Regions from separate parts of the Mus musculus genome. Here region 2 is linked to region 1. Evidence: chromatin contacts called from ENCODE Hi-C or POLR2A ChIA-PET data. All regions are on one chromosome and are shown on one strand. Each heading gives the region's core, a stretch centred on a gene start or an enhancer-like site at or near the end of the contact. The rest is flanking DNA. Distances are from core to core; before and after follow the strand shown. Region 1 holds the start of Mst1r (macrophage stimulating 1 receptor (c-met-related tyrosine kinase)). Region 2 holds the start of 4930535L15Rik (RIKEN cDNA 4930535L15 gene).

Region 1 (4,761 bases), core at 512-3,011:
CAGGTTGGAGGGGAATTTGGAAGTTGTGCTGGCAGGGTTAACTATGACGTAAGCCCCTCCTCACACAACCCTGGAAGCTATCTTAAAGAATCAGATGGCAGGAAGGATGACAGCCTCGTGCTGGGTGACCTTCCGGGACATGGCTGATGATTTGTGTGTCTTAGCCCACTGCCTTTTCCCACCCAGGCCCTTTCAGAGATAGCAAGGAAATAGCCCGTATTCAGCTCCACAGGGTACTCACAGGTCAGGGGCCCGCTCTTTCTGCTCACCGGATTAGGACAAAAACTGGGCGTCTGGAAGAAGTCAAGGCCTCTCGACAACAGGGAAGAAGAATTTGAAGAGTGACAGCAATATTCGACACCCTCTTCAATCAGGATGTTCAGGTGGTAAATGGGGAAGGCACATACAACAGAGTTGGGACCCATGCCAGAGCCACCATCCTTGACGGTCACAAAGACCCCAAAAAGCACTTCCTGGCCCTCTGAAATGCTCAGTTCCACAGCCAGTTTGGCATCCACTGGAGCAGAGTGGGCTGCCTGAAGCACTGGGTAGGGCTGTGTGCCCTCCGGGGCTCCACGGCGCCGGCGTTTAGGTGCAAAATGACAGTCCAAGACCAGCTCCCGGTAGTCACCAATCTCTGGCTCTACAGCATTGAGCCGGACCAGACGTGTATGCAAGGCACTGGGAGGGCTTGTGACACTGATGGGCTGGACAGTCAGAAAGTAGACAAAATCCCCCGAGTGGAAGCTGTACACATATTTGATGAGGTAGGAGGCCAAATATTTGGGCAGCACCGACAGCGACGGAAAACCTGGTTGGAATCCAGAAGTATCAGACTTTAGACGACGGATGGACACCGAGCGGGGGCTAAAGCTAGCGGCCAACTCTGGGTCTAGCGAAGATGCCACATAGAAGTAGGAAGCATGCCCCTGCTCCACCACAGTCACACGAGTGCCCAGGGGGCTAGCCACACAGTCCGTGCAGGCCTCAGGCTTGTTATTGTTTGCTGAGAATAGGCAGGCTGGAGCTGCTAAGTGCAGGGCTTTCCCCCGAGGCTCCAGCTCATGCAGGAAGCAGCGGCCCTGTAGGGTTGAGCCACAGCTGACCAGGGCTGGCAAACCTGGCTCCATCACTAGCACCAGTGTGTCTGTGTCCTTTGGTGGTCCATGAGGGCCTGGACCACAGCTCGCACAAGTCTGGCAGCCAGGGTTCCCGATAGGGCCAGTGGTCAGGTTCTCTATGAACTGCAGGTCAGGCCCAAGCACGTGCAGGTGATTGCGTGTGGCCACAAACACCGCACTATTTGTACTGTCCTCGTAGGCTGCGGTGGCCTGTACCCGGCCCCCCGCGGAGAAGCTGGGGACCACGTACTTGACACTGAAGTCTCGGGAGGCTGCGTAGGGTATTCGTGGGCACTGCCAGTTCAGGTTGGTGGACGCCGCCGACAGCCGCAAAAGAAGCATTAGCAGAAGAGAGGATTGAAGCAGCGGCAGAGGCAGCCCCATTGAGCTGGGGCCCCTTGGGAATCCCAGAAGGTCCAGGACTTGATCGAACCAGACTCAGGGTCCGAGCTGAGACCAGCTTTACGCAGCGGTACTGAAAGCTCCTGGGCAGCTGCCCCCCTGCCCTGGTCCCTGGCAAACCCAACCTTTCTCTCTGGCTTGTGGTCTGAGCACCTGGCTGTGGACCCACGGACACGGCAATGGCACGATCACCTCACCAGGGGCCCCAGCTGCTGCTTCTAGCTGCCGCTGCTACAGCTACTTGGATCAAAGTCGAAGGGAGGTGGGCCCCAGTGGGTGCGGCAGGGCTGGGGGCGGGGCTACGGGCGGAGCCCTGTCGAAGGCCCTGCTTTCTTTCCAGCTCTGTCTGACTCTTTCCAGCTGTGAGAAGGCTGTTGTTGTGACCTGGGAAGGAGTATTCCTGAACCATCCTATATCCCCACAACCCATCTGGTTGAGGTTAGAACGCTGCAGGACAATCTGGCTCCTCTCTCCTCATGGCCCTCTTTCATAGGAACACTGTCAGGCACTAGTTCACCATGTGGGGAACGGAGACGGAGACCAGGAATGCACTGGACAGAGTAATGCGGGGGTGGGGGCGCTGCAGAAAGGGATACATGGAACAGACCTTGTGTGGTCAGAGATCATCTTTCCATGTGCCTATTCAGAGAAGTGTCAGAGAAAGGTATGTTGTGCCCTGTCCTGTGTGCCAAGACCCATAAAGATTAATGGAGTCTGACCCGCCCTGGGTGGTAATACTTAGAGGAGGTAACTTCTGTGAAGACCTAGCCCTCTGGCTCGGATCCTGTCACTGTGGCCTCAGCATGAGAAGGCATATATGGGACAGAAGGGAAGAGTGACGGTAGAAAATGCCTCTCCTCCGGTGCCCTGGTACAGGAGAGGTGTGGTCTTTGAATTCCGGGGCACCTCTGATCCGCTCCTTGCTTTGTGGACCCAGTGTCTCTGAAACACGAATGTAGCTGTAGTTGGTTGGAATCCAGAGTCCTCTTTCCAGGATGGGTGAAGCCCATTCTGCTTTGCCACCTCTCTTTCCCGGGACTCAGCCGCTGTCTCTTGGTAAGACGCTTTCTCAATACCTCAGGGTAATGGAGCAGGAAGAGGTATTCTTAGCCAGGCAGCTGCCTTAGCTCCGTGAACCTGGGCTCTTGAGGGCTCCTCACAGGGTGGTCATAGGCAGTTTTGAGTCCCTAGGCAGCAGAGAATAAGAGAGCTGGGGAGGGAGGAACCCACCCTGGGGAATTCTACCTTTTCTACTCCACGCCCAGGACAAACTTCACTGCCTGCTTCTCCTTTCTAACATGGCCTTAGCTAGTGCTCCATCCCTTCATCCTTTCATAGTCGAGATGGTATTATCCTAGGATGCCTTTTTTGTTTTGTTTTGTTTTGTTACATAGAAACAGGGTTTCTCTGGGCAAAATAGGTTTTTCCTGGCTGTCTTGGAGTTCACTCTGTAGACCAGACTGCCCTCAAACTCAGAGATCCACCTGCTTCAGCCTTTCAGCCTTCCAAGTACTAGGACTAAGTATTGGGCATGTGTGCTACCATGCTGCTGTTGCTGCTGCTTCTCCTTCTCTTTCTCCTTCAGATTTATTTATTTATTTCATGTATGTGAGTACACTGTTGCTGTCATCAGACACACCAGAAGAGGGCATCAGATCCCCATTACAGAGGGTTGTCAGCCACCATGTGGTTGCTGGGAATTGAACTCAGGACCTATGGAAGATCAGTCAGTGTTCTTAACCACTGAGCCATCTCTCCAGCCCCAGCTTTTTTTTTTAATAGCATTAATTAAAATCATCAAAAAATATGGAACCCTTCACAGATCTGCGAGTCACCCTTGCACAAGGGACATGCTAATCTCTGTACTGTATAAAAAAGAAGGCCTTTTATATCCAGCCTGCGGAAGATGTATCTCATGGGCCACCAAGAGCTTGGGCTTAGTACACACTCCCAACACAGTTTGTGTTCTTCTTCCATCCCCAGGGTAGGACTCCCCAGCTCAGAAATGAATAAATAACACAAAGCAAAACATGGCACCCCTCCAGTATTCCACGGTCAACATGTCTAAAGATAGTCATGCAGAGAAAACTGAAATACTCTCCACACAGCGTCCAGACAGGGGCTCTTGTGAATGTTGTCTTGCCTCCAGAAATTGTGAGACATTTCTGGACACTGGGGGCAGACTTCACACATTTGGATGGCTTTGCCCAAATGGAGTGGAATCGGCCATTAGTTGGTTCTCTGCTGCCACCATATGGCCATGATGGTGACTGCACCCCCTGGACAAAGCTCTACTGGGGGTAGTTAGTTTTCTCAACTGTGGTGCCCACAGGAGAATCCCTTTGTTATTTTTCATCTGTGCGTTCTGCAGGACCTTCAAGGTAGGCATGAGGCCCTGCACTACCATAAGGTAAGCTCAATGGGTTTGGCCTATTGCTAGCTTAGGGCTTAAACTACTCTGGCATCTTCTCACCACTAAGGGATGCTAGCCACTTTGCCTTCCATGGGCTCAGACCTCTCTGAACACCTCAAAAGGTTAAGACGAGTTTTTTTTTCCAGCCCAGAAATCACATTAGTGGGTTTCTCTCTAACTACAGTATGGCCACATCAGATTGAAGTCCTAAGTGACTTGCCTGCTGTAATTTTATCCAGAGATTGAAAATCCCTGGACTTGTGGACAGGTTCTCTTTCCAAATGTGGATGCCTCTGTTAGGAATACCTCCTTTACTTGCCTGTCATCTCATCTCTGAGCTCCCAATAGGTAAACCCTGCACTTCTAGATGCCTACTGTCCTAGGTACACATGCTTATCTCTGACCCTCTTTCCTTATTCCTGATCAGAATCAGTACTGAACTACAGAAGCTGAGCTGTGCTAGAGTGGCTACCAGAGCACTTAGGGGCTAACTGCTGATCTGAACATACAAGGATGTCTGACTTTGCATGCCCCGGGTTCCAAAGGGTTGATCTGAAATCCCTGGTCAAGAGCAAGTTGAAGAAAAGCATCCAATAGCTAGGAAAGAGACCCAGGGCAGTGTGCAGTGTGTACTTCTGAGGATCTTAAGAGCCCGGGAAGGAGGCTTGCTGCCATGTTAATTCTCACACAATCTAGGCTGAAGCCAGAAACAGCGATTCTGCTGCAGAGTACGCCCAGATGCCACAGTGCATCTTAACATGGCCTGTGCTAATTCATACATGTTCTCTCATGTGGCCCTACTCTCTGAGACTGCAGGGAGGTGGT
Region 2 (4,705 bases), core at 1,442-3,941, 96 kb before region 1:
AGAATTCAATTTGTAGACTATGGTGGCCTCAAACTCAGAGATCTGCTTGTCTCTGCAGCCTGTACCTGTGTAGACTTCTGATCAGTGTAGAATAACCACCATCTCTGATCTCTAGCTGTTAATAGTTTAAAAGTGCTAAATCAGCCCGCGCCTTTAATCCCAGCACTTGGGAGGCAGAGGCAGGTAGATCTCTGTGATTTCAAGGCCAGCCTGGTCTACAGAGTGAGTTCCAGGTCAGTCAGAGATATGGAAAGACACTGTCTGAAAAACAGAGAAAGAAGGGGCCAGGAGTGGGGAGGCTGACAGAGGAAAGGGAAAGGGAGGAGGGAGGGAGGGAGGGAGGGGGAGCTGGGCCAGGCAGCCTGCTAAGTGTACACCTAAAGTAAGGATGACAGTGACTCTTGAGTTTCCAGAACAGCCTATGATACACAAGGAGAACCATCCAAAATAACCTAGAGTGCTGAATAAGTGCTCAAGTTTACAAATGAATTATGCAAAGACAGAGACAGGACCCACTACTATAGTAATGGTCTTCAAGATGCAGTACTTAAAATACCCATCACAGAAATGATGCTATTGTCTTTGGATAACCGTTGAATCTAGCATGATGCTGTATTCATATTCATGAGCTAATAAAAGCATTATAAGAGTGAAAAGTTCTCCTGTATTTTTATTTTCTTGGGACAGCAGTCCTAAGATAGGCTTAGACCAAGGAGAAACTTTAATGGGCACTTGAACTCCCTAAGACTGTACACATTAGTCAATGCTGCCAACTTGATTAATAGTCTCCTTCTATATCACTAAGAAATCCAATACCCAAAATGAAGTAAGAGGATTAGAGTTTGCTATTTTAGCAGAAAAGAGCAAAAATGTAAGTAACCCTGTGGATCATTTAATCCCCCCAGCCCCCCCAAAGAAGCATTAGGAGCTGGTCGTGGGGCAATTCAGACTTTAGCATCTCTCTCCCTTAATAACTATCCAAGAAACTTATTTCACCAAGGCTAAAATTTTATTAGTCATTCAAAAGATGAAAGGGCAATGAAATGCATAAATACTACTCAAGTCCCCTCTCCTCACAACTTGCTGCCTCGGCCGGCTGCATTCAGCCCAGTCTCCCAAAGGTATCATCTCCAGCCCAGGGTGCTGGTTTCTCCCAAAATTAAACGTTCAGAGGAGGCATGATCCTAACAGACATTACGAGCACACCTCCTGCTTGGCCTCCTTAATCGTCTTTTGTGGGTTTCATATGACGACAACATACAAGACACCTGTGTGGCGAACCTAAGGGACCCTGGGTAAAAATGTGATTTACAGCAGCCAGGACCCTTTCTAGAGCTGCATACTCTTTTGGGGATTGCCAGCCCCGCCTCCATCTTGACTCTAAGCTTGACTCGCTGTTTTCATCAAGCATCAACAGCTTTCAGCTCTGCTTTTGTCTGCAGACAGGGTCTTGCTAGGTAGCTCTGCCTGGCCCGCCCGCAACCCATGGCAATCCTCCTCCTTCAGCCTAGTGCATGAGCTCCCATACCCTAGTTCAGTTTTTGTTTTTAATAGTCCCAACACTCCTACGTCTCCTAACGGACTGTCTCTTTAAGAGACAAAATTAATCAAATCATCATCATCCTTATCCTCCTAAACCACATACTCCAAGTCGAGCACCAAACAACTTATACCCCAAATAAAACTCTGCCACTGTGGACATTTAGCTAGGTTCTTCAAGAAGCAGTAAACAGTGAGCCCTGAAGAGCACGGAAGACGCCGAGGGATCTCGGTGATGCCAGGCAGAGGATCATAGCCCTACCAAAAGCACAGGGCCCCGATACCACCCTCCTTGGCTCAGAAGGCATTTTAGGCCTGTTTCGTCTCATCTTAGTCTCAAGCGGCCTGAAAATTTACTCGCAGGAGTATGAAATCTTAAGAGCGACGTAACGTTTATCGCTGATTTGGAGGAACGTTACGGCCGGGAGAACGAGCTGGCAGCAACCACGTCTCAGCACGCCGGCTCTCAGGCACCCAGGGATTCGGTCTGAAAGGCAGGTTTCCCGGTACCCCGCCGGCCGGTCCCAGGGCTCAGGGCTCTCCGACCTCCACCCGGGCTGCCCACCCAGCCTCCGTGTCAACATCTGGGAGGCTCGGCGGAAGGCCAACCAGGATGCTGGAATGATGTTCCAGTGATGCTCGCCCCAAGTCCCGACCCTACCTACGCGCGCCAGCAACAACCCCGCGCCCGCCGCCACCCTCGCCGTGGGTGTCGGGCGGGTCTTTTGGCCCGACTCCTGTCACTCACCGGCCCGACTCGGGCAGCGGGCGCCCAAGGCTCCCCACGGGAGCTGGGCCCCCCGGGCCTCCAGGTCTCGGCCCGCCCCCCTGGCAGGCGGCGCTGGTGGCTGAGCCCCGCAGCAGCGGCCCCTCACCGGCCGCTCGGTCCAGCTCCTGGCGCTGCCCACTGGGTACGGATCAACAACAAGATGGCGGCCAGCCGAGGGGGCGGGGGCCGGGCGTCATAGTAACCAAGGACAGCAAAGAACCCGCCCCTAACTGAGGTTATCTCCAATCAATAGCCTCTTCTTGGGACGCCTGAAGGAGTTCTTCGCGTTGATTCGTCAACTGTTCCGTCAGTCAGGGCGTGCCTCTCGTGCAGAATGCCTGGGGCACGTGACTGTGACGGCAGGAATTGACGCATGCGCGCCATTCTCAGGTTTGCTAGCAGTGGAGCTTTTAGCAGCGATGGGGGTGATGCTGGAGAGCCCTTCGTTTTCTCACCTGCGCAATCGTTTCGGTTTTGAGCTGGCAGCGTTTATCATCCTCTCGCACACACTTAGGGAATGTCATAGGTACGGTATTTGCTTTGTCCCCTGCCTCTGTGCTTGGGATCGTCCCTAGTTAACTGGTGAGGAAACTGAGGCGCAGAAAAGAGCCTGAGCCAAGGTCACACAGTCTTAGGAAGTGGTGGCGATGGGTCCTTCTACTCTTCTAGCTCCGGAGTTAGTGTTTTCTAAGCGTCTCCCAGCGTTGTCTCTCACCAGTCCCGAGGCACAGCCGTCTGTGCTACCTCTTCGATTTCGGCTTCCCCTTTCCCCGGCTTATTTTGCATAAGAATTCAATCTGCAACCAGCTCAAGTCTCAGCACATAGTGATCGCTCTTATTTGCCTCAGAGCACCGTTAAGTTCCTGTGACACAGTGTCTTTTTGCCCTTGGCTATCATGATCTATCTCCAAGGCAAACTATGAGTCCGAAAATGACCATCCCTTGTTCTCCATAAGTAGACACCTAACCCGGGGCTTTTGGCTTCAAGGTTAGGATACATCACAGCACCTGGTCCCACACCAAAACGCCCTAACTCTGAGAACTTTGAGCTTTAGCTTCTCTTTAGTTGCTCTGTCTATAAAATGAAGATGAACAAGAAACAGACTTAATAAGCTCTTAGAGTAAGCCAAGTACTCAGGAAAAAACACTTATAGCCGCTCAGGCTGCTGAAACTGAAGTCTCTAACACTCTTCTTTTGATAGACACCCCATTAAGAGAGATGGTTCAGTGGTTAAGAGTACTTGCTGTTCTCACAGAGAACCTGGGTTCTGTTCCTAGCACCCACATCACCCAGCTCAAAGCTTTATGGGGGGTCTAACACCCTCTTCATGGGCACCAGCACACATGTGGCATATATTCATACAGACACACATACATATAAAACTAATTTTTAGAGTTTTTCTTAGGCAGAGCATGGCAGTATACACCTTCAATCTCTTGAGGGGCAGAAGCAAGCCAATCTCTTGACTTTGAGGATAGCCTGGTCTACATAGTGTGTTCTAGGCCAGCCAGGGCTACATCATGAGACCCTGACTCTAAAATAATAAAGCCCAGGTCATTTTTCCCCTCACAGAGGGCATTCATATTCTTCCTGGACTTAGGGTGCCATAACTGCTCCAAAATGGAGATTATCCAATTTTCTGATAGGGTTTAGGCCCACAGAGCTGACAGGAGAGGAACGACTGAGATAACTTGAAAATAGCTGGGCCATGGTGGCTCACGCCTTTAGGCACAGCACTTGGGAGGCAGAGGCAGGTAGATCTCTGAGTTTGAGGCCAGCCTGGTCTACAGAGCAGGTTCTAGGACAGTCAGGGCTACACAGAGAAATCCTGCCTTGCAAAACGAGAGAGAGAGAGAGAGAGAGAGAGAGAGAGAGAGAGAGAGAACTTGAAGCTAATACGGTTAAGCATACCCTCTATTCAGACAATAGGATCTCTTGGAGATAAACATGACGCCAGGTTGAGCATGGTGTCAGCACTGCACACAGTAAAATCTGTTCTCCAGGCTGTCACAAAACCCCTGGCTATGTGCAACAACTTAGATTCACACAGGAAGAGCTAAGCAATAGAGACTCAGAGGAAACAGATACAAAGCCAGGGGCTCAGCATCAGAAAGAGGCTTTCAGTAATCCAGGAACCAGGAACAGCTAAGCACAGATTCTCTGCTCCTTCCCAACAAAACCTCTCCACACAGTTGGCAGGCTGTCAATGAGGGCTGCTGGGACCCTCAAAACCCAGCAATGTTGAGCGGCCGAGAGAGCCCCAAAATCTGCAGTATATTTTAAGAAAAGTAAAAGCTAGGCAAGATGACCCTCACCTGTCATCCCAGTGCTGGAGAGGGGAGGACAGGCAGATCCTGGGCTTCACCATCATCCAGCCTAGGCCACTCTGTGTAGCC

What was found. A loop is a pair of places that touch in the nucleus more often than their neighbours do. ChIA-PET counts read pairs that join two places held with the same protein, here RNA polymerase II (POLR2A).
Region 2: POLR2A ChIA-PET joins it to region 1 with 13 read pairs in Patski. The contact joins the promoter of 4930535L15Rik here to the promoter of Mst1r in region 1. A Hi-C loop is called at or near these places in 1 of 37 maps with a recorded cell type or tissue (T-helper 17 cell). POLR2A ChIA-PET finds 5 or more read pairs at or near these places in 3 of 5 experiments (Patski and embryonic stem cell).

The regions. Positions count from the first base shown.
Region 1 is chr9:107,903,889-107,908,649 of GRCm38, reverse strand. It overlaps Mst1r (macrophage stimulating 1 receptor (c-met-related tyrosine kinase)), which reads right to left and starts at 1,761. Exons shown (of 19, transcript NM_009074.2): 1 at 270-1,761. The coding sequence starts at 1,505. It also overlaps the pseudogene Gm23856.
Region 2 is chr9:108,000,405-108,005,109 of GRCm38, reverse strand. 4930535L15Rik (RIKEN cDNA 4930535L15 gene) reads left to right here and starts at 2,691. Exons shown (of 4, transcript NR_166685.1): 1 at 2,691-2,834. Ip6k1 (inositol hexaphosphate kinase 1) reads right to left here and starts at 2,462. Exons shown (of 6, transcript NM_013785.2): 1 at 2,288-2,462.